Linked DNA regions of Homo sapiens: region 2 is linked to region 1. Evidence: chromatin loops called from intact Hi-C (ENCODE). Cell type or tissue: endothelial cell of umbilical vein. All regions are shown on one strand. Each heading gives the region's core, and the rest is flanking DNA. Links, peaks and the distances in the headings are about the cores only. Region 1 has its middle 5.6 kb from the start of MAP1LC3BP1. Region 2 holds the start of LOC105369293 (a long non-coding RNA gene).

Region 1 (2,915 bases), core at 290-2,789:
TCCAAAACCTGAAACTTTTTGAGCACCTATATAAAAATCAAAGGGAATATTCCTTGGAGCATTTTAGACTTCTGATTTTTGGAATAGGGATGCTGTATAATGCAAATATTCCAAAGTCTGATATCTGAAATCCAAGCATTTCTGGTTCCAGGCACTTTGGATAAGGGACATTCAATCAGTATATAATTTTCTGGGGGTTCAGACATCTCTAGTAGCCCATCCAGGTAAACAGCCTCTGCCCAACAGGAGACTAAGCAAGCACTCAAATCCTTTTGGTGCTGAAATTGGTTACTCAGTCTTCGGGACTGAACTTTTTTGAGGCTGTGGTCAGGGACAGTGGCTGAGGAAGTTGAGAGCTCTGCTTTTGGGGCACTGGCACGGGTGTGTGTGCCTCTCTCCCCGACAGTCTGGATTATTTGTTTCTCCTCTTGGGTGACCTCTTTTTCTGAGTCTGGCTGGGAGTTGATGCAGCCACACCTGCTCCCTTTTCCAGATTGCCCTTTGAAGACCAGAGCTCAGGGGCTAGCCTCTCCCACTCTTTTCTTTAAAGGACTTTTCATTAAAAGACATTACATTGAAAGACTGTGTTAAAGAACTATACTACAAAGGGCTGGAGTGGGCAGACCCAGGGTTCTGGCAAGTGACATCTTAGGGCTCCTCAACAAACTGGGAACTTAGATTTTTTCCTTGCAGCCTCTTTCCTGGTTTACAGTTTCACAGTTCTTAAGATGGTGTTTGGGTTTGTCATACCGTTCTGTCTACTTTTGTATAGTTGGATTTTTTCATAATAAGAACTTAAAAGATACGGTATTTGAGATTTTGTTCTCCACTGTCTCCAGAGCCGGTTCTCAGCCTCCTTTCCGGCCCCGTTTTAAGAGGGCTGGCAGCCCCTCTCTCCCAGAACTTATCTTGTCTCAAGTGGCACTTCTGTCTCTAACTGTCTCCAGCCTGGCGACACCTAGTTTACCTGGGAAGTCTTCTCTTTGGGTGTTAACTCACAAAAAGGAAGAGATCACCCTCACCTGGGTTTTTATTTATTTTATGCTTCTCATTAAAACAAAACATTTGATTCAGCTGCTTTGGCAATTGAGAGCAGAGACCAAAGTGCTATTTTTAAGATGTAACAAATAACAGTAGTTTATTTTTATATTCGGGCTAGTGATAGGAAACTGGCTGAAGGTAAGGCCAGGAGCATGAAGTAATGGAAAACATACAGTGGCGCTGATGATATTTGGGAGAGAGGGTTTCCTGTGAACAAAGAAAGCCATTAGCTACTGGGTGGGAGGGACGGAGACGCTCCTGGAGTAATACTGCCATCTTGTGGGTTTTTGAGGCATTGCTATGTGGCGCAAGCGAAGCCCTTCCCAGTTCCTAATCATCCCAGAGATCACCAATTGTCTCAAAACGCCAAGTTATGTAATCTCTTTCTGGGCCCAGGTATGTTTCCCTGCATTTTTCCAAGCATCTCTCTCCCTTCCTTTTCCTCTCCTCTCTTCCCTTAGAAATTCAGTTTTCACCCCCCACCCCGGGTGTTTTAGAGGTTGCCCAATGTGAAAGCAAATACTGTTGTTGGCTCTCGGTATTCGTGGTTCCAGGACCCCCCAACCCCCATACCAAAATCCCAGAGGCTCCAGTCTCATACATAAAATAGCATTGTATTTACATATTACCTATGCACGTCTTGTGTGCTTTAAATCATCTCTGGATTACTTATAATACCTAATACAATGTATATGCTGTGTAAACAGTTGTTAAACTGCGTTGCTTTTTATTTGTATTATTATTTATTGTTGTGTTATGATTTTTTACTGTTTCTTTTTCCCTGAATATTTTCGATCCATGTTGAATAGGTGGATGTGGAACCTGAGGTTACAAAGGGGCTGTATTTAAAACCAATTTAAGGTAGATGTGATTTAAAGGAAGTTTTGTGTTTTTGTTTGTTTATTAGATATGGGGTCTTGCTGTGTTGCCCAGGCTGGAAGGTAGGGGCTATTTACAGGCTCCATAATGGCACACTACAGCATTGACCTCCTGGCCTCAAGCGATCCTCCTGCCTCAGCCTCCTTAGTAGCTGGGCCAAAAGGCACTAGCCACCGACCAGTCTGGAGGAAGTTTTTAATCCACTGGAGTGAAATTTAACTTTTGGGATTAATAGCTCAATTTACACAAGTCAAATGTCATTATAACTCAGATCTTTTTAAAGATGAATCTAATTTAAATCAACACTCAGCAAGTGTCTGTGTGGTATTACCTATTATGCTGCCTGCAGAGGGTTATGGGGACGGATGGAGCAGCTCAGATCTGGGGAGGGGAGAAGGCCACTGACTCTGCCAAATCCCCGTAGTGGAGAGGAATCAACAGTGCTAGGGAGGCAGGAAGGAGAGAGTGGTGAGTTTTCACCAGGGAGGAGCGAGAATTCTAAGCTTTAACTGATAAACCATGAGCCACATATAATACGGAATTTCAGTCCAGTGAAATAATTGGTCGACTCCCTAGGAATATTATTGGTAGACTCCCTAGGAATTTTCTTACAAGCAAACCTTATTTGACAGCCCATCACATAAGTTATCTTTCACATAAATGGTCTCATTTACTCCTCTCAGCTATTTTGCGAGGCTGGCATTACCATTATTCCTGTTTTGGGTACGACTGGAAATGTATTTTGACCACTGCTATTGCAAGGATGTGAACCCAGGACTTTTGACTCTTAGGTTTAATTCTCTTTCCACAGAGGATTTATGGCAAATGAGTTAAAGGTTTTCATATAGGTGGGCACCAAATTGGAATTGTCAGTTTCAAAACTGTCCTATTAGTACAAATAATTGGGTAAAATACAGTTGGCCTTTCATATGCATGGGTTGTGTATCTGTGAATTCAACCAGCCTTAGATTAAAAATACTTAAAAAATTCAGTGT
Region 2 (2,915 bases), core at 233-2,732, 1.0 Mb before region 1:
ATGAGACCCCTTCTTCTAGTCATGACAGACTGCAGTCTATTACTCTGTTTTGCACAATGCTTAAAATCCTTAACTGCCTTCTCACTGCTACAGGGCCAAGTCTGAACTCCTTAGGATGTCACAGAAGTTGTCTACTGACCTGCCTTCCTAACCACCCCCACCACCTCCCTTTCTGAATTCTTTTTGAACTTGCTTCTAGCTAACTGGCTTTCTAGGGTCTGAGTTACAGAGATAACTTTTGAGAGTTAAAGAAAGCTACCCACAATACTAGATCATATTATATTTGGCAGTGATTTCTTCTCAGTGACAAACAAAGCTCTTGACCCAGAACAGTGATAAGCAAGGCATTTCATTAAATACCAGTATTAACCCCAGGAGATCACATGACCTTTTGAGCTTCCCAGCTTTGGCAAGAACACAGCCCCTGCCTGCTAGCTGGGCTAATCTGAGACTGAAAGTTGCCACTAAATCCTGATTAAGCATGACTTATGCCCCCAGCTGTTAACACTGATACACTCGCAGTGCCAAGACCAGGCGCCATTCCCCGGGCACTTATACACCCCTGTCTGCTAATGCCCGCTGCTGTTGCTGCCTGCTGGAACGGGAAGGAGAGGATCAAGGTCACTCTTGAGTCAGTGAGGAGCCAGGGAACTTTTGTTAACGCGTGCTTGATGGTGGTATGCTGGGTTTTGTTTATTCTCTGCATCAGGCCAGATAACATCAAGCAGAATCTAAAGTCTCTTCATTGGCGTTATGTGACCTGAAAGCATTTACTGCACGTTTCTAGTCTTAATCATAGGAAGAGAAAGGAGGGGGAGAGATGGAGAAAAAAAAAAAGGATAGGAATGATAAGAGAAATAGAGGGAGAGAAAGACTATCAACAGAACTTGTTATTTTTGAAAAATAACTTCTGGTGAAAATGGAGCTCCTCTCTGGAAAACACAGGCCAGTTTTGCTTTCAGAGTAGGGAGCTCGCCTTTTGATCTTTTGCTAGGAACCCAACACCGTCAGGGCAGCCACCCCCACGGACAGCTGAAGGCGGCCTCCCAGCCCCTCGGGTGGCCAGGGATGTTTTTGCTTTGGTGTCAGCAGGACCTGACGGCAGTATTTTGGAACCAAGGCTGGCTTCCTCCTCTCTCCGGCCCCATCCCCTTGCTCGGGTTTCAAGCGTGTCCCTTCCCGCACTGCCCTCTTGCATTCGCTTTCTTCTCGAGCTCGTGAATGTTACCCTAGAGGGGGCTGCAGCACCGCAGGCTTCCTCCTCGCCGCCACCATTTGCTGTTGTTGGCTGCGGCTCCGGGTGCCCGGCGCCAACTCCTCCGCAGCTAGTGAGGACCCTGCACTCAGCTTACCCAAACAGACGAGCCGGCGCAGAGTCTGCACACGCCGGGCAGCCCCTCTCGCTCACCCTCACAATTCTGAAAATGGAGAGGCTCATTGCACCACGTGCATTTCCCCAAGTGTGCACGGTCCACTACACCCAGGCACATGCAGCCTCGATTCACACCGGCTTAGCTCCAGTCCCGAGCCTTTGTCCCCCACCCGCATTTATGCACACTCCCCTGCTGCCAGTGATGGGTTGTTGACAGGTTTTTTTTTTTTTCTTTTTTCCTTTCCTTTTATTTTCAAAGTATCCATATTGGTTTCCTGCAAAATTCCTTTGGAGGCTTCCTGGACGTTGCATTCCGAAAGCATCTTACGGAACATGGTGTCGTCTTCACTACGTCATGACCGCCCTGCCAGGGACTTGTGTGTCCTGCATTGGCAAATTCCAAGTCCCTCATCATGGTCTAGAAACAAATCACCCCCGGTTCCTATGTCTTCATTTTCCTTTCATGTGTTCCAGTAAGGCATTAAAGAACAGATAACACTGTAACACTGAATTTGCTCATTGTTATTCCTTACTGAGGACACCCAGTTTGGGGGAATATATGGAAGATATCAGTAAATGACAAACATCTTTATAATAGCTTTGTTTTGTTTTGGACGGAGTCTGGCTCTGCCGCCCAGGCTGGAATGCAGTGGCGCAATCTTATCTCACTGCAATCTCTACCTCCCTGGTTCAAGCAATTCTCCTGCCTCAGCCTCCCGAGTAGCTGGGATTACAGGTGCGCGCCACCACACCCAGCTAATTTTTGTATTTTTAGTAGAGACGGGATTTCACCATGTTCGCCAGGATGGTCTCGATCTCCTGACCTCGTGATCTGCCTGCCTCGGTCTCCCAAAGTGCTGGGATTACAGGCATGAGCCACTGCTCCTGGCTTATAATAACTTTTTTAAAAAATGAAGACTTAAAATTGTATTTTGTTCACTGCTGTATTCTCAGACTCTAATGTAGTGCCTGGCTCTTGAATGCTTTATCAGTACTTATTGGAGGAATGTCAGGCAAGTTTCTAGGCACTTTATATTATTATCCCATTTCATCTTCATACAGCCGTTTGATAGATGACAAAAGGATAATTTGTGTGTCCAAGGTCATATAATCAGAAAGTGGTTGACTCCTGATTCCTCGTGTGGTCTGAGCCTAAGTTTTTAATCTATAGTACACTACTTCACACCATCCAGTAACTTACTATGTGTATTCAATTTTAAATTTGTACTCAATTTTAAATCTTCCTCAAACACCCTGAGATATGCTCACTGTGGTGCTAGCTAGCTAACCACTGCAGACCCTGCTTAAAATTCTCTTAAAATGTATTTATTATGTTTTTGGTAATATTCTCAGGTAGACTTCCTTGCATTATTCTTCTTGATTATGCTTTTACACATACAGGAGTTCTGCTATGGTACAATATGCATTTCTGGAAAACACCTTGCATCCTGGGAAACACACACTAGAACCAGACTCATGAGAAAATTAGATCGAGGTAGACCCCTCAGTACCCATGCAACTTTGTGAACAGAACACCCACAAA

The links. A loop is a pair of places that touch in the nucleus more often than their neighbours do. Peaks named below come from ENCODE experiments on the same cell type or tissue, not always from the same donor. Only the 100,000 strongest peaks of a DNase experiment are listed, where the experiment ranks them.
Region 2: it touches region 1 in a loop (9-fold over the local background); 4 of 110 quality-filtered maps call a loop at or near these places.

Annotation. Positions count from the first base shown.
Region 1 is chr9:19,456,292-19,459,206 of GRCh38, forward strand. No RefSeq gene overlaps it. Among named protein-coding and RNA genes, the nearest start is that of MAP1LC3BP1, 5.6 kb to the right of the region's middle. RefSeq lists enhancers at 950-1,545, 1,140-1,434, 1,449-1,588. In endothelial cell of umbilical vein, for the core only: a CTCF peak has its summit at 1,328 (motif pointing left); a DNase peak (open chromatin) is centred at 1,240.
Region 2 is chr9:18,437,402-18,440,316 of GRCh38, forward strand. LOC105369293 (a long non-coding RNA gene) reads right to left here and starts at 103. Exons shown (of 5, transcript XR_001746429.3): 1 at 1-103. It also overlaps a transcript of ADAMTSL1 not described here. RefSeq lists an enhancer at 1,250-1,805. In endothelial cell of umbilical vein, for the core only: a CTCF peak has its summit at 1,216; DNase peaks (open chromatin) are centred at 580 and 1,240; H3K4me3 peaks cover 1,006 bases; H3K27ac peaks cover 1,773 bases.